Regions from separate parts of the Homo sapiens genome. Here all the other regions are linked to region 6. The links are chromatin loops, found by intact Hi-C in ENCODE. Cell type or tissue: heart right ventricle. All regions are shown on one strand. Region 1 overlaps TLL2 (tolloid like 2). Region 2 overlaps LCOR (ligand dependent nuclear receptor corepressor). Region 3 overlaps TLL2 (tolloid like 2). Region 4 overlaps PIK3AP1 (phosphoinositide-3-kinase adaptor protein 1). Region 5 has its middle 46 kb from the start of PIK3AP1. Region 6 overlaps SLIT1 (slit guidance ligand 1).

Region 1 (4,000 bases), 650 kb before region 6:
TGGCTCACTGCAATCTCTGCCTCCAGGTTCAAGCAATTCTCCTGCCTCAGCCTCCTGAGTAGCTGGAATTACAGGCACCAACCACCATGCCCAGCTAATTTTGTATTTTTAGTAGAGACGGGGTTTCACCATGTTGCCCAGGCTGGTCTCGAACTCCTGACCTCAGATGATCCGCCTGCCTCGGCCTCCCAAAGTGCTGGGATTACAGGCATGAGCCACCACGCCCAGCTTGATGCTTCATTTTAATAGGACATTTTATCACGCACCTTCCTCCCCTCGCCCTCCCCCAGTCAGAATAAAAGGCAGTCCTTGTCGTGCCTTCACCATTTCTCTGTCTCCTGTCCAAGTGCTCATCAGGTGGAAGCCAGTGTCCCACCCCAGGTACCTGTGCTGTGCACTGCCTGGAAGCCTTTCCTCTGCACTGAGGCATCCGAATAAAACCTGAGAAACATACTGCTGCCGGAAGCCACCGTGGGGTCTGGTTTCTTGCTGCCGCAGAAACGGCCCAGAATGGGGGCCAGGCTGTCCGGCCCGTCATACATTTCCAGGTGGTCATAGGCACATTCCTGGTGCTGCTCGATCTCAAACTCATTAAAGGTCTGGGGACAGAAGAGCAGAAAGTAAGGCAAGGGCCTGGCGTTCAGCTGGGGTGGGGGCCTCCTTTCCAGTTCTGGGACAGGAAGGGGCGAGGCAGTGCAGGGAGACGTCCAGCTGGCTGTGCAGGGGGTGTGTGGCCGTGATGATGCTTGAGGACATCTGTAGAGAGGGTCTCAACCTCCGCCTTGCTTTTGGTCCAGCAAGTGGCCCTATGAAGTAGTTACATGAGCTATTGCTACAATGACCACACTGCAGATGAGAGAGCAGGGGTTCAGAGATTAAATGCTTGACATTTTGACAGCTATTAAGCGACAGAGCCAGGCTTTACACAGCCCAAATCTGTCTTCCTTCCATCCCATCACACAGCTTCTCTCTCACTTAGGGCTAAGAGCCAGCAAGGGCTGAGTGCCCACTCTGTCGGCAGCTGTTTTAAATGCTTTACAAGTATCGCCTCATTTAATCTTTACACCCCTGTGATGTGTCTAATCCCCGCTTTACAGGTGAGGAAAATGAGGCTCATCGCTGTCAGATGACTTGCCCAAGGTCACATACTGAGAGTTGGGCCATGATCTGGTGCTCTGGCATCAGAGACCCTGCTGTTGACCTGTGCACTCTGCTGCACGACCCTTTAGTACAAATGACGCTGGTGAGGTTGTATGAGGTGCACGCTGCTCCAGGCAGCACCCTCATGGTGGCTGACTCTCGCCGAGTGTTTATTCCATGCCAAGCATTTATGCGCATTTTCTCTCTTACTTCTGGTGATGCTGTGAAGGAAGAGCTGTTATTATTTCCAACATGCAGATGGGGAAAATGAGTTTTAGAGAAGCTGGCTGGCCTGCCCCAGCTCACACAGCTGGAGACAGATGAAGCTGAACTTGACCCCAGCTAGCCTTCTCCAACCCCCACTGCTATCAGTCATCAGGTTATGCTGCCTCACCTCTCCCTGTTCCCCCTAAGGACTGTCCCCTAACGCTCGCCAGGGGCGCCGCACCATTCCAGGCTTTTCAGCCCTGAATGCAGGCTTCTCAGATGCTGGGTAGGTGGCCGACTGATGGGAGCCCCAGCGTCAAGGGAGATGGGATAAGGTGAGCGGGGACGGTGTTAGATGAAGACTTGGACCAAATGACAGAGCAGGGAGACAGGACATTAGTTGCGGGGGGGGGGGGGGGGTGTCAATTCAAAAGAGCGGGGCTGGCCTGGCAGCGCAGAGATGGAGGTTGGGAGGGGGAAGGGACCAGCACGGCAATGCAGGCTTTCAGAAGAATGACTCCCACACACTAACGTACTTGGGCAAAGCTCTCCCGCCAGTGACATAGGGAGCACTGGGCCAAGGTGGTGGGTAGAGACACGGGACAGGGGAGCAGTGGCACCGGGACGGCCATGCAGTGGAAGGGAGCCTTAGGCTCAGCAGGCAGGGAGCTCCCAGGAGGTCCATGGGGCGCCCTGTCGCCACCCACATGCAGTGAACACCACCAGCTTCCTTGAGAAGTATTCAACTCACATTCTATGGTAGCGAAAAGCGCGCAATCAATATAGCCACCATCCGTTTCCCAAGGGAACGCCTTTTGGAAACTACCACGTGAGTCTGTGAGCCTCGGGCAAACGCTTCCCGTTGTGCGTTTGCGCGCTCCCAACGCCAGAAGGCGCCTCCCCCGAGGTCCTCGGGGCTCTATGTTGCCATTGCGAACATTTCCCAGCAGATGGCGGTCTTGGAGAAGCAGTGCCTTTCCCTAAGGCTCTCTTCAGTTCATCCTCACCCAGATTCAAGGCTGACCCGGGATACCAGCTCTTAGCAGAGCAGCAGTTTCCCCACGGGCAGCCCAGCATGTGAACTGCCCGCTGGGAGCACCCTGTGGTCAGAGGCCCTGTCTTCACCCCTCGACGCCCTGGGGGCCCATTCGCCTCTTCTGCTCCTCACTCATGGCTCTCACCAATAAACAACCTGCAAGTCCCTGCGCCATAGTCCATTGATCATGGACTTTTCCCTCTCTGTTCTCTTCCATTCTCCCTGAGTTATCGTCCACAGTTCATAGGGTCAATCCTACTTACCTCTACAGTCAGAAAAACCCATTTAAAAAATGTCCATCTGCCTGAAGTACAATACATTCTCCAGCTGGCAAAAGGGGTTCTTTATTCTCCAAAGTGTGGGAGTCCCTGGGGGTTGAGAAATGAGACTCCTAGGAGATTCAACTCTCCTTTGAAATAACTGTGCAAACCACACATCATATACGTGAAAAAGACTTCAAATAAAGGCTTGGGGAAAATTTTTAATTCAAGAGGGAATTTGCATAAAGAACTTAGTCTCCTATTACTAATGGGAAAAAAAAGTAAGTTGTAGAAAAAATACGAATGGGATTTTATTAGAGGAATTTGAGTAACAAAAACATATATATTTCCCTGTGCACTGACAGTCATGATTGTGCACAGAAAATTTCTAGAAGGATCCATAAGAATGTGTTTAGAGTGGTCATTTCTAGAGTGGAAATGGGGGCTCTGGGGTCTTTTGATTTCTATTTCCAACCTCCTGTACTGATTCATCTCATTTTTAATCATGAGACTGTATTGTCTTGTAAAAAATTAAAACTGGAAACAAGTGAATCTCAAACAGCACTGCAGATGTGGGTGGTGGATGCCGCCTCCTGCGGGTCCCACTGTGCCCAGGTGTGACCTATAGAGCTTTTGTGCGTTGTCTCTTTTAATCTGCACAACAGCCCGATGAAGTAGGCTTCATTAGTATCCATGTTTTCCAGATAATGAAACTGAGACCTGGAAATGTTGAGTAACTTCCAAGTTACAGAGCTGGGAAGTGGCAGAGCAGAGACTCAAACGCACATCTGCCTGATACTCAAGTCCACATTCTCAATAAACTACAAAAATGACTCACGAGTTTCACTCTGTGGCCTGCAGTCGAAGAGATGTTCCAGGTACACTCCCTCCGGCTGGGGTATTTGTCAGGCCAGTTGGGGCTCGCCAGGGTCCCCTCCACACTGCTGATCTTGTGTGCACAGCCAGCTGGGGGTGGCAGGGGGACACATACAAAGAGAGAAGTCATTCACTGTGGGCAGCACAAGAAGGATTCTAGGGGGGTCTCCTCCCCTCTCTCCTAATTGTCTCAGGGTCTTTATCAAATATGGGGGTGGGGTATCCTGAATCAGGTATCTCCTGGCTCAGGGATGTGCTGGTTTACTTGCACTGGCTTTTCTGCCTTCCTGACTGTGGCTCGGGGGCCAGGCTATCTTTCTATTCCTATCCACATTGCAGTTATCCTTGCAAATATGTTAAAAGCACTGGCAGTGGGGTCAGGTGGGCCTCGGCCCATGTCCTGGTTCTGCCACCTACAATCTGTGGGACTTGGGGCTCTTATGTAAGCTTCGGTGTCCTTATTTGTAAAAGGGTGCCACTC
Region 2 (4,000 bases), 61 kb before region 6:
GCTTGTACACACTGTTTAAAAACCCTCAGGGACAGTTTACACACTCTTCTCACTCAATTCAGGTACTTTGATGCTATTCTTAAACCTAACAGTGACTTGTATTTTTCTGTTTTGCTTTTATTTCAACGTGCTGGTAGCACATCTGATGAATGTCAACTTAAAAAACTCAGTTCAGGTATCCAGGTATAACTCAGCCAAACAGATTTTAAAGCTGCATATAACTCTCCAGCACATGGTGCCTCACACTCTTATAGTGGCATTCTATATATTCAGTTATTACTACTGAGCAGATAATATGGGGGTTCCTGTTAACAGTGTATTTTTTAAAAAAAGCGCATAAATGTATAGCCAGCACACTACACACACACACACAAACATGCACAGTTAAACTATATATTTTTAAATGCCACTAATAGCCAGCACAACTAAAACAAAAGACATTCCTAACTGCTCTGTAAGCTGTTAACAGATGCAGTTCCTTCTTGATGTGGCTCTTGCTTCTTCACGATAACTACTACTAAATTCAAGCACTGGTCCTTGGGTGTCTGACCTCTACATTCTAGTTTATGCAATGTCTTTAGAGAATTTTGTGCACTGGCCACTGTGATGGAACCATTGGGCCAGGAGTGCTTTGAGTTTATCAGTAGTGATTCTGCCAAAGTTGGTGTTGTAACATGAGTATGTAAAATGTCAAAAAAATTAGCAGAGGTCTAGGTCTGCATATCAGCAGACAGTTTTGTCCGTGTATTTTGTAGCCTTGAAGTTCTCAGTGACAAGTTTTTTCTGATGCGAAGTTCTAATTCCAGTGTTTTAGTCCTTTGCATCTTTAATGTTAAGACTTGCCTCTTTAAAATTGCTTTTGTTTTCTGCAGTACTATCTGTGGTTAACAAAATAGATTATTTCTCTGCTTTAATATTTGATATCTTACATCTAAAATAAATTCTCTCCACATATAAAACCCATAGCCTTTGGAGATATGGAAAATGGTATCTTTCAGATTTCTAGAAGTTCAAGTGTCATACAACAAAACAGGAACCCCCTTTACTCTTATGGACCTCATTTCAATATACTGTTTACAGTTTGATGGAATTGTATAATTTAATATTTCTCTTGTACTGTAGTTTATATTTATTTACAGATTTTTTTGTACTGTGTGATTTGAACTTTTTGTTCCTTGCTATGATCAATGTTTATGTAGTAGAGCACTTATGATCACAAATTAAGTTTTTTGGTTTGATTGCACTACATTAAATTTTTTAATGCAGTTCTGATTTTTGACTGGACTAAAACTGTGTCTTAATGTATGTGATGAGTACTTAAAATTTTAATCCATGTGGTCCCCCCCCTTTTTTTTTTTTTTGCATTGTATGTCAAAAGCGCTTGTTCTTTCGTGCATGTGTAAGATTTAATGGTTCCATTGTATTATTTGACCATGACATTTTGGAGAAACATTCCCAGCTGTAATGTTGTGTATGGTAGTTCTCACTGGATGCTAGAGTTTTCAAAACCACTATTCTTCTAATAAATTTTGTTGTGAAAAACTGTTTTTAAAGCTTGGTTTCTACTTCCTAAGATTTTAATGCTTTTTGAAAAATTCAAAAAATGGGTAAAAGTTGGATTGTACTCCAACTGTAAATACACATGGTACAAAGTGATTTTTTTAATGATAAATTCTTTCTAGATGCAATCTTTTAGATAAAGTTGCTGCTGTGAGATTCTGCTTTCATATTCAGGTGCAATATTGCGTTGTAAACTCAGTGTCTTTACTAATTTGATACCTCGGCGCTCAGATTACCTCAGTTTTCTTCATTGGATTATTCATTTTAAAAAATGTATTCAGCTAAACAAGATACAGTAATGTTTTCATAATACCGTCTTCTGTCTTGACTTAGTTTTTTATAATTTTCTTAAGAGTATAAAACTTAATGCCGGGATTCCTTGTCAGAAAATAATAGTGACTATTTTTTGTTTGCTTTTGTCTTGAGGCATAAGTATAAAAGCAACATTGTCAGTCAGTTAAGGTTATGATGGTAGTTCTCATTCTTGGCAGTTCGCTGATAATTCCTTTTACCAGAACACATAAAGAACAGAGTATATGTTGCTCAACATTTAAAAAAAATTTTTTTTTTTTGAGATGGAGTCTCGCTCTGTCTCCCAGGCTGGAATGCAGTGGCACGATCTCGGCTCACTGCAAGCTCTGCTTCCTGGGTTCACACCATTCTCCTGCCTCAACCTCCCGAGTAGCTGGGACTACAGTCGCCCGCCACCACGCCTGGCTAATTTTTTTGCATTTTTAGTAGAGAGGGAGTTTCACAATGTTAGCCAGGATGGTCTTGATCGCCTGACCTCGTGATACACCTGCCTCAGCCTCCCAAAGTGCTGGGATTACAGGTGTGAGCCACTGCGCCAGACTGCTAGTGGTGTTTTATATTTAAAGATGATGCTATTGTTAATTGGTCTAGTTTATCTTTTAATAGTTTTTGTCGGCCGGGCACGATGGCTCACGCCTGTAATCCCAGCACTTTGGGAGGCCGAGGCGAGCGGATCACGAGGTCAGGAGATCAAGACCATCCTGGCTAACACAGTGAAACCCCGTCTCTACTAAAAATACAAAAAATTAGCCGGGCGTGGTGGCGGGCGCCTGTAGTCCCAGCTACTCGGGAGGCTGAGGCAGGAGAATGGCGTGAACCCAGGAGGCAGAGCTTGCAGTGAGCTGAGATCGCGCCACTGCACTCCAGCCTGGGCGACAGAGCGAGACTCTGTCTCAAAAAAAAAAAAAAAAAAAAAAAGACGGGCTATCTAGCTGTTTCTGCCTTTGGTCTGATGTTTATAAAATAGGAATTTATATTAGTACTACAGACTTGTTCTGTTGGCTTTATTTGTTCCCCTTAATTATGCCACATACTTAATCAAGATTTTTTAAGAAAGCTAATTATTATTTTGCTGTAAGTTCCAAAGCCATAACTAACTTGTTTATGGTCATTTCCTGCCGTTACTCATTATAAACTGGGAGCCAGGTCAGTAATAAGATTACAGTTTAGCATCTCATAAATGAATTTGCTTTATTTTAGTGATCCTATCTTCAAATTGATATTCAGCTCTTCAGTTGTTATAAAGGCCCTATTTAAAGAAAGGACTTTTTCTTTTAAACTGGAATTTTCTCTGATTCTGCTGATATTTTGGAAACTAATTCAGGGGGCCCTATGTCTTAACAGGTGTGGAAATTAGGGAGATTGCATAAGAGAAGTAAAATGGAGAAAATGGAAACTTTTTTTTTTTTTTTTTGCCATATCCTGAGTTGGGGATTTTTCCCCCCAAAGGACTCTTTTTTTTTTTTTTTTTTTTTTTTTTGAGACGGAGTCTCGCTGTGTCTCCCAGGTTGGAGTGCAGTGGCGCGATCTCGGCTCACTGCAAACTCCGCCTCCCAGGTTCATGCCATTCTCCTGCCTCAGCCTCCCAAGTAGCTGGGACTACAGGCGCCCGCCAACACGCCCGGCTAATTTTTTGTATTTTTAGTAGAAACGGGGTTTCACCGTGTTAGCCAAGATGGTATCGATCTCCTGACCTCGTGATCCGCCCGTCTCGGCCTCCCAAAGTGCTAGGATTACAGGCGTGAGCCACCGCGCCCGGCCAGGACTCTTAACAAACACTATTCAAATATAACAGCATATGCTCGGGACATGTGGTATTAGGTTTTGTAGCTGAAATGAGTGAATAATTTTTTTAATAGAAAGTGTTAAGTAATATAGTAGATAAGAGTTCTTGTTATATTTCACTTTATTTGCTTCTAAAAGGTAAGCATTTTAACACAGAATTTTATTTATCAGATTCTTAACAGAATGTTGAACTTCCGTTGTTTGACAGGATCTCATTCTTATCTCCCAGGTTGGAGTGCAGTGGCATGATCACGGTTCACTGCAGCCTCGACCTGCTGGGCTTACGTGATCCTCCCACCTCAGCCTCCTGAGTAGCTGGAACTGCAGGCACATGCTGCCATGC
Region 3 (4,000 bases), 630 kb before region 6:
GGTGACAGTGCAGAAGTGGGTTCTTTTGACACCCAGGCTGTTCACGTAGAACCTGGGAGAAGGTCTAAGATGGGGCAGAAGAGGAGAATGGAAGCAAGGGAGGGACTGGGATTTCTGTGCTGGCTCAGCCAGGAGTCCTAGGAGAGGAGGGAAGAGGAGAAAGCAGGCTCTGGGCAAGCACAAGTTGTAGGGGGGCTGGGGAAGTGGGGTCACTGATTAAGGGGCCACAGCAGCAGAGGACTGAATGTCTCTACTCAAGGGCTGCTGCTGTGCTCCTGGGCGCCCAGGCCCAATGCAGTGGGGAGCAGCCATGCTTCCCTCTTAGGGTGTGGTCTTCAGGGCTTTCAGGGGCCTGACAGCAGAGAAGGAGGACCTGCCCGTTCAAAGGAGGGTTGGAAGCTGGCTCTTCTGGGGCCAGGAAAGCTCGGTCTGCCCATGCCATTCTGGGCCTGGTTCCATCAGGACCCTACAGAGCAGCAGGTCCCCAGGGCAACACGGAAATTTGTTCCCAGAGTGCCACCCCTTATTCTCCTCCCAACCCCGATCATGTGGGGGTAAGCATGTAGTCTAGGGGCACTGATGTTCCAGGAGCTGAACACCTGGGTTGCCTCTCTGGCCCACATCAAGGAATAGTAGCAATGTTGTAGAAAGAGTTTGAGCTTAGGAATTAGGCCGACTGAATTAGATCCCCGATCTGCCACTTAACTACCTGCATGATCCTGAGAAGCCCTGCCCAGCCCTGATCCAAATCTAACTCACAGGGTTATTTGGGGAATTAAATGACATTATGTAAGTCAAGTACCTTACACAGTTCTTGGTACACAGTAGGTGATCAATTAATGATAGCTGCTATCCAAATATTTGCTGTTATTCCATGCTCAGTTTCACTACCGTGTAGTTTGCCCTTGTAAACTTATTAGATCTAATTTCCAAGTACAGAACTTTCTATCGTGTGGAAGCCAAGGCTGAGCCTGCTCCTGATCAGTTGGGAACTCTGCTGGGGGCTCACACCCAGCTCTGAAATGCATCGCTGCCTTTTCTCTGCAGGGAGCCTTGTTTGGTGGTAAGCTTCCATATGGTTTTGTGTGTCTTAGGCCAGGGGGAGCAATATTTCTTCTTGTGCCTAAAAGTGGAAACAAACTGCTAATTCATACCCTTGAAAAAATTGGCTGCAAAGCCCGCTTTATTGATAGAGCCATCGGACACAAACTTCATCCACAGTCTGTTGGAGCTCGATTTCACATCCTCCGGCTTCTCATAGCCACAAAAGTGGCCGATCAGGGCACTCTCTTCCGTGGGGCCATCCCGGACTTCCAGGTAGTCATATGCACAGCTGTCGTGCCTTTCAATCTAAAGGAAGAAACAGAGGCAAGGTGGATGGCAGATGGTTCTGCTTTAAGGTTTTTGATTTAAGAAGAGAACCCAAATATCACTCTCAAAATCTAACCAAGAGGCCAAAGGACCCAAGTGTGTCCCAGGTCTCTCCATGCTGCTTCCTAGTTCACTCCTTACTTGCAGAAGTCAAGGGTGAATCAAACTGAGAAGAGTCTAAGAGGATAAATAGAGAAGAACAATTCTACCAAACTTCCCTGGATCCCATCCTGAATTTTCACTTTGATTATTATTCTCAACCTCTCTTACTGCCCTCAGAAAGGTGTCAAACCCCATTTCAAAGCCTGCATAGATGTTGATGTCAGATGTCCGGGCACAATTCACTATGGGCTTGAGAATAGCCTCTTAGGTTCCTGTTTTTAGCCAAAAATGAAAACCCATCTTTACAGAGTGGAGGATGTCTAGCAAAAGTTGCCGTTTCCTTGGGAAGCCGGTCTGAGCAGCACTCACCTCAAAAGCTTGGAAGGTAAGTCCCACGTGAAACCCCTCTGAAACCGTAATCCTCCAGACACATTCCTTGGAAGGTCTGTAGTCATCCGGATAGTTGGGAGATTGAATCTGACCGGCATCTTTGTTCATGTCTCCCCCGCAGGTAGCTTTAGAAAGAGACATCAGGAGAGGAAGACGGGGGCCCTGGTCAGATCTTACTTAGGAAGGAAGGTTGGGGAGGCGGGGGGAACAGCGCTTGCCACCACTAGGTGGCTCCGCTCACCAACATTTTCATCTCCAGCCCACAAACACCGCGCCTCCAGAAAGGCACGATTGCATTTGTCTTTAACTCTGAATTTTTTTCATATAAAGAAAAAACCACATAAAGCAGTGGTTCTCTAACTTCGCTGTGCATCAAAATCGCCTGAGGGAGTTTGCAAACTGTGGAAGCTGGGGCCACACTCCCCAGAGGTTCTGATTCCAGTGGGTGTTGGGGAGCGCTGCGTAGCCGTGAAGTTCCCCAGGTGATTCAAGGTAGAGAGTACAGGACCGCTGGTAGGAAAGGACCCGTGCGCGCACACGTGCACACATGCGCACACATGCACATTACTTATTTTACAAAGACAAAACTTTGGCCTCTCTAAAATTGTAATAATTTAAGGCCGAAGGACCCTTGGTAATGTAAGGCCAAAGGACCCTTGGTAATTTTCTGGTAGTTTTCCCCTTTCTTTTTTTTTTTTTTTTTTTGGTAGAGGGTACGGTGGGGTGGGGAATGAGCCAGAGAAGCTCAAGACATAGAAGAAATAGAAGCACCATCACCTGGTGGCAGCTGCCTAGAGCCCAGACCTATTGGTTCCCTCTACTCAGCCACCAGGGTAGCCTCAGAGGCCCTTCTAAGAAACGCAGTTGGAAATTCCTTGATGTTGCCCAAAGTCTTCTTTTCACAAAGGAAACAAACAGAGGCCTAGAGAGGTCAGATTCTTTGCTTAGGCTCACACAGCAATTCAGAGGCTGCTATCATTTCCACAGGGTTCTAGATCCCCCCAATACCGTCCTGTATGGGGGAAGCCGACTCCTCAGCTGGCCTGGAATGAGGGTTGAGTGGGATGGCGTCAGAAGGATGGCACTACTTCTGAAGTGGGCACAGCTGGCCTCTGCTTCCAGAATGTTGCAGGAGGGGCTGTGGAATCCTCAGCTTGCCCCCTGTGGTGGCTGCCCCCACCCCTGTGGCTCTGGCCTGGAGTGTCTGGGCTGGGAGAGGGACAGTGGGCTGCCTGGGAAGGACAGAGCTTATGAGGGGCCACCGAGCAGCTGCTTTCACCTCGCACAAACCTTCGTACGCTGCAAAGAAGCCCTTGCCCAAGATGTTGCTGCTGCTGCGGAACTCCACCCAGAGCCGGCTGTCCGTGGAGACGAGGGGCTCCGGGATCTTATCGCCACAAAACCTGCCTGGAAAGTGGAAAAAGAAGCAGTTAGGAGCCCTGGGGACAGCAAGAAGGCACTGGCTTCAGGCTAGGAGGAAGCTGAGGTTCTTCACACGTGGTTTGAAGTGAGCAATAACCCTGGCTGGGACAACTTATCCTGTAGCACACACAGGATCAAAAGATGGGATTGGAAGAGTCACACAATAATGTGTGACTTAATTCTTTTTCAGGCTGACTTCAGGAGAATTCCAAATTCCCATCAAAGTATCCAGAGAAGAGCCCAGGCAGCCTCTCCCCTGCCGAGGGGTGTTGCTGAGGCTCTGAAGGTGAGGCAGGGGAAGAATGGTGAGAGAATAGAGCAGATTTCCTTTCCTGGTGTTTCCTGTTGCATGTATACCCTTCCCTTTTGGGGGCATTAGACATCTGCTTTCCTTGACTTGGGAAGGGATGCCAGGGAAAACACAGCAAAGAAATAAAACCATCTTGGCGTTTACATTTCACAAGCCTAGTTGCAATAGCAAAGATTTGGAAGGATGCACCATATTTTCCCCATCCTGGTAGCCGTAGGAGGGTTCCTAGGATGGAGGAGTGACAGGACTAGCGGGAGAGCAGCAGGGAGCCCCTAAAAGGACCCATTCCCCATCTCACCTTGAGAAAGAGATCCCAGGTAGGTTTAAGAATCTAAGAGAAGCAGAAAACTGTGTCCTCAGTCCTTGGGCAGAGTCCAGAGTGGCAGCAAGACCCTGGATTCCCCT
Region 4 (4,000 bases), 380 kb before region 6:
GTAAGTGTCCCTCTCAGGGCTGACAAATGCAGACCCTAGAAGGGCAGGCCAGGAGAGCCCTACATTCCAGTGGGACAGCAGACAGATTTGCCTCCTGGGAATTCGAAGACACAGATTCCTGATCCAGTCCTCCCTTGATGGGACTTAAGTAAGTTACTAAATCTTGGAGCCTTAGTTTTCTTTCCTGTGAAATGGAGATCATCCTATTCACTAAACCCTGGGATGGTCAGATGAGATCACGGGGATACAGGCAGTCCATGGACTTTTAAAGGGCTGCCAGATGTTCCAAGTTATTATTCTGCTGGGCGGTGCTGCAAATACGCATTTTAGATTTAGCAGTTTGTCCTTTATCCTACTTCTTTATGAATTAAGCTGCCTTGTCACCTACAGAGCCACTGTTAGTAAAATAAATTATTCCTCCCCAGGTCCAAGTTGCTGCTGCTTCTGAGCCAGGAGGTAAGCGATCATTCTCAAGGTTAAACTTGACGCCACAGAGACAGAAACACAAACCAAACCATGTCTAGAGTTAGAAAATTCAGAGTTCACATAACTGGGGAAATGAAAAATGTGGGCCGGGCATGGTGCCTCACGCCTGTAATCCCGGCACTTTGGGAGGCCAAAGCAGACGGATTGCTTGAGCTCACAAGTTCAAGACCAGCCTGGGTAACATCACAAAATCCCATCTATATGAAAAATACAAAAAATTAACTGGGCATGGTGGTTCACACCTGTAGTCCCAGTAACTCGGGAGGCTTAGGTAGGAGGATGGCTTGAGCTGGGGAGGCAGTGGTTACAGGGAGCTGAGATTGTGCCACTGCACTCCAGCCTGAGCAATAGAGCCAGATGTTGTCTCAAAAAAAAAAAAAAAAAACAGAAAGAAAGAAAGAAAAAAAGAGAAAGAAAGAAAGAAAGAAAGGTAGAAAGAAAGAAAAAAAGGAAGGAAAAGAAAAGAAAAAGAAAAGAAAGAAAAATGTGGTGGGTTTCCTTTTCCCATGCAAAAAGTAGCCAAATTTGACAGGCTGCCTCCCCGCTGGTAGCCTCCTTCCAGCTACACGGCATCCAGAAGCCCCCTGGCCCGGGTGACTTCACAAGTTGCCAGTTGGCTACAAACCAGGCTAGCTCCAGAGCACACTGCTGCCTTGGGAAGCCCTGGTAAACCTCACTGATCCTGCTGTGAGGGGCCCAGCAGACCAGGAATAATGGAAGAGACACCTGTGGCATTCCCTGCAGGTTTCCAGTGCTGTGGTGGGAGCATGGCATGTGTTAGAACATCCAGGGGGACAGCAAGTGTAAGGCTCTGTCAACACTAAACTGCCAATAAAGTAGGGCATTCTTTAATTGTCCAGTAGTTTCATAGCAAAGACACAGGGCAGAAAGGATGATGCAGTCTCCAGATTCAAGTGGGTACTGGTGGTTCTCCAAGTGTTCTTTTGTGAGTGAGTCCCTATTCCACAATGGAAAGGACTGGGTCCTACCCACTTCCCCGCCTGTATCTCCAACACCCAGAAGACATCAGTAACCGAAATGTACTAGATGCTCCAGACATGCTTATTAGGTATATGGATAGGATGATGGGCAAGGCTAGGGGGCGCCAGAGGCTGCTTTGTTATCCAATATCTGGAGCTGCAGATAGGGGAAGAAAGGCTATAGAGGCTAGATGGTTTTTCCAAAAGGAACCACGACTAAAATGCATGGTGTTGGATAACAATTTCTGCAGAATATGGTCCTAATGACAGAGAAATCTGGATTCAAATCTGGGCTCTATCACTGATTGGCTGTGACACTTTGGGAATGTTCAGCCCCTCTGTGCCTCTGTTTCCCCATTTGTAAAGTGCAGGTAAGAAAAGCATCTTAGTGGGGTAGCTTTCGGACTTCAGGTCCGAAATCAAGGGTGTGGATGGTAGCGATGGTGCTTTCTCTCCCCACATCCATGCCAAGGCACAGCTCATTCTGGAAGAGCTTCCACCAGCACTTCTAAGCCTCCCAGTTAGGTGACGGAGAGGAGCTTTTATTGCTCTTTCCCCTAAAGGAGCACCCAATCTGAATGGCAAACACCTAACAACCTCTGGACCACATCTTGCAGGTTCTGGGGTCAGTGTCAAAGGCCTGCTGGCATCAGAGACTGCCTCTGGCCCTCTGACCAACCTATGCCTTCTCTCCAAGGCATCCTGTTGGTGCCTGCTCTTCCATGAGTTCATGGATGGGAAAGTCAGGCCCGCCTCCCTGTGGGCCCAGGGCCCTACTGTCTTCTTTTCAGGCTGAAGGCTTGTAACACTCAATATAGCCCATTCCAGAAATTCCCCCATCCATAATGCTGATACCTTGGTTGATACTTCTCTTCCTTGAATCTATTAATGAAAACCAGAGGGAAGGAGGGCTAAGTCTCCGGTGGTGCCTCCGCATGCTTAGCATTTGGTAGCGAATGATGGTAACACATGAATAAGCCTCTTAGAGGGCCTGCTGTGTGGGTCTCCTGCTTCAACTCCAGTACGTGCGTGGAGATCAGATCCACTGTTACCCAGATCAGCGGTTCTCAAGGGTGGTGGCACTGCCCCCTGGGGGCGTTTGGAAAATCTATGAGGGTATTTTGGGTGGTCACCAAGGAGATGGCATTTAGGAAAAGGGGGAAGGACCCTAGACATCCTGCTATGTGTGGGACAGCCCTGCCCAATGAAGAGATGTTTCATGTCCCTCGTGACTTTCAAATATTTCCCTAGACATACACATAAGTTTTAAAAAGTACGTATGATACATATTTATACCTATGTGTATATTTCTACATATCTGTGTATATGTACAAGTATGTCTGTATTTTTAAATTTAATGTCAGCAGATATAAGCAAAAATATAGACAAATATACCTCATTTTATTACTAATTATTACCAATGCCATATTGGCTGGGAGTCACAAGTCACAGAACTTCTCTCAACTCAGTTAAAGATTCCTATTTTGTTTTGAGTTTAGGTGTTGGAGGGGAACTTCTACTGCTCATTCACTTTTGTCAAAAGGCATTACTTTTGCATTGGAAAAAACAAGATAATAAAAAGTGGGCAAAGTTTGTTAGACAGTTTATAAGAAAAATCATGATCCTGAAGAATGATATTTTGAAAATAAGCTTACTATATATTAATGCAATAAAATCAAATTACCCCTCGCCCCCCAAAAAATCTGCTTATTATTTTCTGAGCCTAGAACCTAAACTGTTTCACATATAAACACATCTTATTTTTGCAAACACTTAATTTTTTAGAAATTCAATTTCTATGAAAATGGAAAGGAAATCATAAAGAGTTGTTCACCATCTAGGAAAATCCAGGTGCCAATGCCAACATTATTCCCATCATTTGAGCCACCAAGACTGCAAACGTGTCAGTCAATGTTTGAAGCCGTTGACCGTGATTCTGAGTGTGTCTGCATCTGACTCTTTTGTCATGACTTCTGGTGCAGGCATGTTTGAGTATGTCCTCTTCTTTAATTTCTCTTTCCTATTTCAATTAGGGCAGTATATTTGATTTCTGAGAATTTTATATGTAGGTAGGTTATATAATACATAAACCTCATGTCAGAGTAGGAAAATGTTTGTTATAAAAAGGACCCCTGGAGACTGAGGGCTGAGAGCCACTGATTTGGCCTCTCAGATCACGAGGCAATGAGTTCATCAATTCTGACTTCCAGATATTTGCTTAAACTCTCCCAGCAGTCATAACAGAGGAAGTTTGGAGAAGAATTCTGCTTGTCACAGCACATGACTCCAGCCCTAGCTTTGTGTAAAACAGGACCTTCATCTCTCTGGGGTGAAGTGAGGGTACATAGGGACTGCCCCGCGCCATCTTCATCCGGAATGAAAAAAGCTGTTTCTCAGCAGAAAGGTGGAAGCAGAACTGGGTTGTGCTACTTACAGAGGTCTTCAGTGGCAGCTGGGACAAAGGCAGCCATGGACTCATAGAGATCCTCGTCACAGCCGGGGTTGAGCGAGCATTTCATAAGCAGGTCTGTGGA
Region 5 (4,000 bases), 260 kb before region 6:
CTGGGATTACAGGTGTGAGCCACTGGGATTACAGGAGGCAGCTGGCCTCCTATGCAGCTCATTTTGATGTATAATGGGTACATCTGAAGCAAGAGAGGGAGATGGAGTCCAAGCACCAGAGCTCACTCATCAGGGATTCTCATGGGGGCAGTTATGAGGGAAATGGGGAACATTCTCATGGGAGGAGAAAGGCTTATAAATTAAGCCGGAGAAGTTCATTAATAAATAGGCTGTCCACATTAACACCTGTCAATAAACAGGATTCGAAATGGCAGGTGAGGAGCTACAGAGGGTACTGCATCTGGAAACCTGGTGGGCAATGGCTCAGAGTCTGAGGGCTGAAATGAGGAAGTGCGGTATCAGCATGGAGCAAGCCAAGCCCACGGGAGCAGTGAAATGGGCCAATACTTAATCAGTATGCACCACAGTCTCACCATACAGTGAGACCCAGAAAGACATTTGTTCTGCTAGAATGCACATTTCTGTTATGGGAATCAGCTCACTGCAGAAGTAAAATTATAGCCATCATCAGGGAAGGAAGAAGCGCTCAGCTCAGCTGCTACACTAATTGCATGAGCCCTTTCAGCTGTATTTTAGGAAAATGGCAATGAGCACACACACCCAGGGCCCTTTTCCCCAGCTCTCAGCCAGGTTGCACTGCTTCCTGGATCCACCTGACTAGCACTCAGAGCCCACCACCATCTGCACTCTTTCAACACTTGCCAGACCAGCTCTAATTAAAGTGTTGCCAGCATGTTCCCACTCTATCACATTGAACATTTTAAATATCTACTGTGACAGTCTCCAGCCACACTGAGGCAGTCTGGGCAGTCCAAGTTATCTCCTTATGTGCAAACCACTATTTTTATTAGCATTCTGGTTACAGATTTCCACAGATTACGAGTGATCTGCCTCTAACCCTATTTTCCCCATAAGCCCTATTACTCTTACTGCTTGATTTTGCCGAACACAAGGTTCTTGAGGAATGCCTAAGTGTTGGGTGCTCCACGCACTGCCTTGGATCCTCTTGGCCACACCTCGATTCCTGCTATTATTTGAGGACACAATTCTATGCAGGCTTCAACTCACCTCCTGTGGCCCTGCCTCACCTCAAGCATGCGCTGTACATCTTCCCCTGACCCCGCAAGGTTCTCCGATGCTGTGGTGCGACGTGCCTGCGGGAGCACCCCGGCACTCGCTGATGTGAAACCTACAAGCGCAAGGGCGTTACAACCTTCAAGATGACCCTCTGTCAATGCTAGATGGGAGTTCATGGGGGAACACTTACAACTTCTGCCTTTCATCCATTGGGTGGTCAGTTTGAGGCACTATCTGTATACAACTCCTCAGAAGTTGCTGTTGGGATGGAAGCCCCCGTGCCCACTGCAGTCACCAATGTGACTGGCTTGGTTTTCCTTCTTCCCTGGTCAGTTTCCTTAGTCTCCACCCCTGCTCCCTGGTATCACCACTGTCCACAGTAAACTACACACACAGTTCCTTGTACCAGGCTTGTCTTCCCAGGGGAATAAGACAGCATGTGCTGCATTAAAATGGAAACACCTTTACTTACTTTTACGTACTGTTAATCAACAGTCACTGCCCAGTTCTTCCAAGTGGCCTTTATCATCCCTTCCCTGTAACTTCCTGGGTCCCCGTTTGAGACTCCCCCAAAGGAGTAATGTCACGCACAGCAGGAGGCTGCCAGCAGGGGGCTCCAACCCTACACCAACATCTGTTCTGAAGGTGCCTCAGCCGGACTAGTGATAAATGCTTTAGATTTCACCCTGGCAGTGAGATACAGGTAAAGATAAGTGCCTATTCAAGCCCTATGTTCCTTTTACTGGCGATTCATGTAAACCACACTCCTAATGAATTGAGGACTAATTTTTTTTTTGAAACAGGATCTCTCTGTTGCCCAGGCTGGAGTGCAGTGGCACAGTCATAGCTCACTGCAGCCTCAACCTTCCAGGCCCAGGTGATCCTCCTGCCTCAGCCTCCCAAAGGACTAAGATTACAGGCAGGCATCACCACGCCTGGCTAATTTTTTTTATTTTTCGAAGAAACAGGGTCTCACTATGTTGCCCAGGCTGGTCTCGAACTCCTGTACTCAAGCAATCCTCCTGCTTTGGCCTCCCAAAGTGCTGAGATTACAGGCCTGAGCCACTGAGCCCAGACACAACTGTTTTAAAAGGCAAGGTCAGTGGACTAGGTATTTGAACTATACATTCATGGCCAGACGCAGTGGCTCACTCCTGCAATCCTAGCACTTTGGGAGTCCGAGGCGGGCAGATCCCCTGAAGTCAGGAGTTTGAGACCAGCCTGGTCAACATGGTGAAACTCCGTCTCTACTAGAAATACAAAAATTAGCCAAGTGTGGTGGCACGTGCTTGTACTCCCAGCTACCTGGGAGGCTAAGGCAGGAGAATCACTAGAACCCAGGAGGTGGAGGCTGCAGTGGGACAAGATCACACCACTGAACTCCAGTCTGGGTGACAGAGCGAGACTCCATCTCAAAAAAATAAATCAAATCAAATCAAATGAACTATACATTCATTATGGATGACTCAAAAAGGTTGGGTAAATATTAAAAGTAATAAGAGACCTAGGAAGGAAATAAAGAATTATGAGGCCAAAGGCCGGGCGCCGTGGCTCACGCCTATAATCGCAGCACTTTCAGAGGCCGAGAAAGGCGGATCACGAGGTCAGAAGATTGAGACCATCCTGGCTAACACAGTGAAACCCTGTCTCTGCTAAAAATACAAAAAATTAGCCGGGCGTGGTGGCCGGCGCCTGTAGTCCCAGCTACTCGGGAGGCTGAGGCAGGAGAATGGCGTGAACCTGGAAGGCGGAGCTTGCAGTGAGCCGAGATGGCGCCACTGCACTCCAGCCTGGCGGACAGAGCGAGACTCCCGTCTCAAAAAAAAAAAAAAAAAAAAAAAAAGGCCGGGCGTGGTGGCTCACACCTGTAATCCCAGCACTTTGGGAGGCCGAGGCGGGCGGATCACGAGGTCAGGAGATTGACGCCATCCTGGCAAACATGGTGAAACCCCGTCTGTACTAAAAAATACAAAAAATTAGCAGGCTTGGTGGTGGGTGCCTGTAGTCCCAGCTACTTGGGAGGCTGAGGCAGGAGAATGGTGTGAACCCGCGAGGCAGAGCTTGCAGTAAGCAGAGATCAGGCCACTGCACTCCAGTCTGGGCGACAGAGCAAGACTCTATCTCAAAAAACAAAACAAAACAAAACAAAACAAAACAAAAAAACACTATAGTGGTTCCTCAAAAATTTAAACAAAATTACCACATGATCCAGCAATTCTACTTCTGGATATACATACTAAAGAATTAAGAGCAAAGATTTGAACAGATATTTATACACCCATGTTCATAGCAGTATTATTCACAATAGCCGAAAGGTGAAAACAACTGAAATGTTCATCAACTGATGGATGAACAAACAAAATGTGTGATATACATACAGATATATATACAGTGTGATATACATACTCAAATGTTCATCAACTGATGAATGGATAAACAAAATGCGTGATATACATACAATGTAATATGAGTCAGCCTTTAAAAGGAAGGACATTCTGACACATGCTACAACATGGATGAACCATGGATGAGATACGCTAGGTGAAGTAAGCCAGATGCAAAAGGACAAACATTGCATGATTCCACTTATATGAGGTAACTAGAGTAATAAAATTCACAGAGACAGGAAGTGCAACAATGGTTACTAAGGACTGGGGTTGGGGGAAGAGAATCAGGAGTTATTGTTTAATGCAGCAGTCCTCAATCTTTTTGGCACCAGGGACTGGTTTTGTGGAAGACAATTTTTCCATGGACAGGTATGGGAGGGGAAGATATTTTTGGGATGATTCAAGGGCCTTACATTTACTGTGCACTTTATTTCTGTTATGATTACATTCTAATACATAATGAAATCATTATACAACTCACCATAATGTAGAATCCTTCGGAGCCCTGAGCTTGT
Region 6 (4,000 bases):
CAGGCTGAACAAGACCTGGACTCCGGCCCCCATGCAGCTGCCCCGTGCCTGGGCGACCTTGAGTGGCTCCCTTAATATATCTGGGGGTCACTTCATGTTTCAATAAAGAGCCTGCAACCTAGAGGGAGAAGACAGACAAGCACGCATGACCTAAAAGAGGTGCTGAGGGAACAACACAGCTCAGAAAAGAGAGCAGGTTCGACCTCGGCATGTGTTTCATTTTTTTCTTTCCTTATTTGCTGACAGCATCCATCCTGGCTAACGGGATGGGTGATTTTTTTCTGAAGTTCCAGTGTGTTTAGAAAAACAAAGACTTTTTAAGATAACAGGAATTTTTAAATGGTGGTATATTTAAAATGTTTACACTCACCAGATTAGTATTTTTATACTAACAAAAAGTGTGATGTCACATAAGTATGTTATTCGAAAGATAAATACACAATGTATTTCTAAGTATTTTTTATAGCACATGATAAGGAGTGTGGCCTGGCAATGAGCCACAAGTTGAAAGATGATTGGGAATGCTTTATTTCAGTCCTGTAGCTCATTTAGAGAAAAATGCCAAAAAGATGAAATCTGAGGCCCTGTGAAAGAGAGGGCCCACGGCGTGGCTTACGGTCCCTCCATAAATGTCAGCAAAGTGACACCTGAGATGTAAGTGCTCCTTCCCCTCTCTCCATCATAAAAAAAATATGGGTGCAGGCCAGGAGCGATGGCTCACGCCTGTAGTCCCAGCACTTTGGGAGGCTGAGGCAGGCAGATCACCTGAGGTCAGGAGTTCAAGACCAGCCTGGCCAACATGGTGAAACCTTGTCTCTATTAAAAATACAAAAATTAGTTGGGCATGGTGACAGGCGCCTGTAATCCCAGCTACTCCACTCAGGAGGCTGAGGCAGGAGCATCGCTTGAACCCAGGAGGCAGAGGTTGCAGTGAGCTGAGATCGGACCACTGAACTCCAGCCTGGGCAACTTGTGGCTCATGCCACACCAGCCGTCTCAAAAAACAAAAACAAAAAAACAAAAAACGACAACAACAAAAAATATGGGTACAAAGTCACGTCTAAAGCTATTCAAAAATATAAATTCTGGATTGGCCCACACTTGCTTTTCCTTGTTTCTATACTGAATAGACTCTGAGCCACACCTGAATTCAACATTACAAGCTTTCATTTATCCAAAGGCTGGATTTTCGGGGCTGAGGACTGCCTTGCCCTCTCTTCGGTAGTACTTGTAGTTTGCATTCATCTGGGGACTATTTCTCCTGACGAAAACTCCTGTGAACTCAGTGGGGAGTGCAGAGCCAAGGCCCGACTGAGATGTATTTGGTGGTCAGGGGTTGGGGAGGCAGACACCGCAGCCAGGCCACGCCAATCCAAAAGGACTGTGGATTCAGGTTTATACCCCAGCCAAAGTAAAAATAACCCTGTGTTGTTGATCTCTGGCATAATATGGAAATAGTTGAAACAGTAGCTATTTGATCTGTTCATGCCAAGGCCCTACCCAGCTCCTATTTGCGTAACCTGGACTGAAATAGCGCCCCCTGGCTGTCTTACAAGTCACAGAATCATCCATCCCACTCCTAGGCGATCTATCTGTGCGCATCACTGTCTCCTGCTGCATTTGAGGGCAGAAACCACTAAATCCCCAGCTGTGTCAGGCACTAGCAGGCACCAGTCAATGTCTGGTGAATGAATGAATGCCTGTCTAAAAGCATGAGAAAAGCACAACATCTTAGTGCAAAGGAAATTCAAAAAGAAAAGAACCACCTATCATCCCATAAATGCAACTGATTTGATTTTAGTGTATTCCCTTCCATTTCCTGTGTATATGTTTGTACATCAGAGTGTACAGTCTACTTTATTCTAGGTTTTCATCAAATAATAAGGTATAGTGTTGGCCGGGCACGGTGGCTTATGCCTGTAATCTCAACACTTTGGGAGGCTGAGGCGGGTGGATCACCTGAGGTCAGGAGTTTGAGACCAGCCTGGCCAACATGGCGAAACCCCATCTCTACTAAAAATACAAAACTTAGCCAGGCATAGTGGCAGGTGCCTATAATCCCAGCTACTCAGGAGGCTGAGGCAGGAGAATTGGTTGAACCCGGGAGGCGGAGGTTGCAGTGAGCCGAGATCTCACCACTGCACTCCAGCCTGGGCGATAAGAGCGAAACTCCGTCTCTAAATAAATAAATAAATAAATAAATAAATAAATAAATGTGTTGTCTTTATCATCATTATTAAGTACTTGCTATTCTGTCATATGGGCATGCCATAATTTACTTAATCCTTCCATATTTCCTTTCATGCCAAATTCTTAATGCATTTGGACATCTAGCTTTCCAGCCTACAGCAAATGAGAGGCAACAAAATGCCAGAGTATAGCAATGAAGACAGACATTGGGGAACCCTAGCCTGGGACCTGGTGCATAGTAGATATTTGCTGATGGCTGGCTGGCTGAATGGAAGATGAGTTAACTGCAAAGTAAATAGCAGCAGAGGATTGTGCAGGGTATTGAAGTCCAGCACAGTAAAGAGTGCTCACAATCATTACAGCATGTGTGAACCATGTGAGACCTTAGAAATCATCTTCGTGTAGGTAAGAAAATAGGCCTCAAGAGAAGAATAAATTGTCTGAAAGCCCATTGCAAGTTGATGGCAGAACAAGAACCTAAAGCCCCAAGTCCTGATTAGTCTAGAGTTCAAGGGTTTTAAATAGGAAGACTTCCCCTCTTCCACACACCCCTCCTCCACACTGCGAGTGGACAGGAGAGGCCCTGGCCAGAGTCAGATCAGGAGCAGGGCTTCTCAGTAACATCAGCACCTTCAGGAACCAGGAACACTGGATGGTAACTCCTGGCTAACCCTCGATTGTCACTTGTCATAGAGCCGTGTGCGAGGGCCTCCCTTCAAATTGCATACAGCTTTCACGAAGCCCGGAGTGAATGTAGTGGGTCTATGTCATCCTTTTACCGTTCTTCAATTCCTTATAAGTGCTCAATATTCTTTCTGGAAGAGTTGCAGGTCTTAAGCACAGAGGCGACAACCACTGTATGTGTGTACATGACATATATCCCATCAATACTGCATGTGCATATGTGCAAACACATGAATATAAGTACACACACATCTTCCAGGCTGCTGCCTGTTTCCATCTTAAACCCTGGGTATAAAGGGCAGAGTTTATCCACAAGCTTTCTTGATAACAACTGAAGGTTTCTTTCACACAGATGCTGTTTCGTAGAGAAATTAAGCTTAGGTGCAATTAATAAACACATCTAATCAGTAAAACTGATGCCACTTTCTACAAGTACTGCTAACCTGATCTTTACTTATTGGTTTATTTCTTATAAACTAGATCTGGCTTCTGGCCTGATATCACTGTTCTCCTAAAGAAAGTCTTAATTTATAGATGGGTATAGGCTCAACATTTGTTTTTGCAGCTTTGGTTTTTTTGGTTTGCTTAAAACATATGTTGTTTGTTCACCTCTCATTTGAAAAACAAAACCTCTAGATTTTGAGCTGGAGACAAGATGTACTCAGGTGTTATTTGGTTCTCATGAGGAAGGAGAAAAGGTAGCCAACTGCACATCTGCACAGTTGAACCCCGAGTACAAGAGATACATTAAGGGGGGGCGGAAATGCAAAGGTGTAAAATGTAGACTAGATGCTGAAAAGGCTAAGGTGGACAGTGAAAGTGGACACTCGGCTATGCCCAGGTGTATGCAACAAAAGCTATGTGGTCCCAGGGTAGCAGCAGCCCTTGGTGCCCAGCAGAGACAAGCACAAATGCACTCTGGAGAGGAGCATCTCCAACTTAGCTCTTCAGAGTTCCTAAAGACATGTCAGCAAAAATGAGCATGCAACCAAAAATTACCCAACACAGATGGAAACAAGCCCCTGTGAATTCAAGTCAGTAGGAACAATAAACAACACTGTCCCAACCTGGCCTATGTCCAGAGGCACCACCTCCAGCAGGGCTCACTCCTGCCTCCTCCCACCCC

Evidence for each region. Peaks named below come from ENCODE experiments on the same cell type or tissue, not always from the same donor. Only the 100,000 strongest peaks of a DNase experiment are listed, where the experiment ranks them.
Region 1: it touches region 6 in a loop (3-fold over the local background); 25 of 110 quality-filtered maps call a loop at or near these places.
Region 2: it touches region 6 in a loop (10-fold over the local background); 3 of 110 quality-filtered maps call a loop at or near these places.
Region 3: it touches region 6 in a loop (4-fold over the local background); 23 of 110 quality-filtered maps call a loop at or near these places.
Region 4: it touches region 6 in a loop (2.6-fold over the local background); 25 of 110 quality-filtered maps call a loop at or near these places.
Region 5: a loop joins it to region 6, with 30 times the contacts of the local background. A loop is called at or near these places in 50 of 110 quality-filtered maps.

What each region holds. Positions count from the first base shown.
Region 1 is chr10:96,373,211-96,377,210 of GRCh38, forward strand. It overlaps TLL2 (tolloid like 2), which reads right to left. Exons shown (of 21, transcript NM_012465.4): 18 at 3,482-3,609; 19 at 386-599. Among named protein-coding and RNA genes, the nearest start is that of OPALIN, 16 kb to the left of the region's middle. In heart right ventricle, CTCF peaks have their summits at 2,276 (motif pointing right) and 2,489; a DNase peak (open chromatin) is centred at 2,291; H3K4me3 peaks cover 683 bases; H3K27ac peaks cover 558 bases.
Region 2 is chr10:96,962,895-96,966,894 of GRCh38, forward strand. The region is part of intron 7 of LCOR (ligand dependent nuclear receptor corepressor); the gene reads left to right. Among named protein-coding and RNA genes, the nearest start is that of LCOR, 130 kb to the left of the region's middle. In heart right ventricle, no CTCF peak of the experiment used is centred here; no DNase peak of the experiment used is centred here.
Region 3 is chr10:96,394,033-96,398,032 of GRCh38, forward strand. TLL2 (tolloid like 2) reads right to left here. Exons shown (of 21, transcript NM_012465.4): 11 at 3,154-3,270; 12 at 1,843-1,988; 13 at 1,155-1,350. Among named protein-coding and RNA genes, the nearest start is that of OPALIN, 37 kb to the left of the region's middle. RefSeq lists an enhancer at 3,082-3,610. In heart right ventricle, a CTCF peak has its summit at 2,091 (motif pointing right); a DNase peak (open chromatin) is centred at 2,099; H3K27ac peaks cover 1,204 bases; H3K27me3 peaks cover 856 bases.
Region 4 is chr10:96,641,573-96,645,572 of GRCh38, forward strand. It overlaps PIK3AP1 (phosphoinositide-3-kinase adaptor protein 1), which reads right to left. Exons shown (of 17, transcript NM_152309.3): 8 at 3,901-4,000. Among named protein-coding and RNA genes, the nearest start is that of TM9SF3, 57 kb to the left of the region's middle. RefSeq lists an enhancer at 3,900-3,969. In heart right ventricle, a CTCF peak has its summit at 1,587; DNase peaks (open chromatin) are centred at 1,569 and 3,877; H3K27ac peaks cover 159 bases.
Region 5 is chr10:96,764,136-96,768,135 of GRCh38, forward strand. No RefSeq gene overlaps it. Among named protein-coding and RNA genes, the nearest start is that of PIK3AP1, 46 kb to the left of the region's middle. RefSeq lists a silencer at 1,751-1,840. In heart right ventricle, a CTCF peak has its summit at 1,714 (motif pointing right); a DNase peak (open chromatin) is centred at 1,716.
Region 6 is chr10:97,024,287-97,028,286 of GRCh38, forward strand. The region is part of intron 25 of SLIT1 (slit guidance ligand 1); the gene reads right to left. Among named protein-coding and RNA genes, the nearest start is that of SLIT1-AS1, 76 kb to the right of the region's middle. In heart right ventricle, a CTCF peak has its summit at 1,541; a DNase peak (open chromatin) is centred at 1,533; H3K27ac peaks cover 1,380 bases.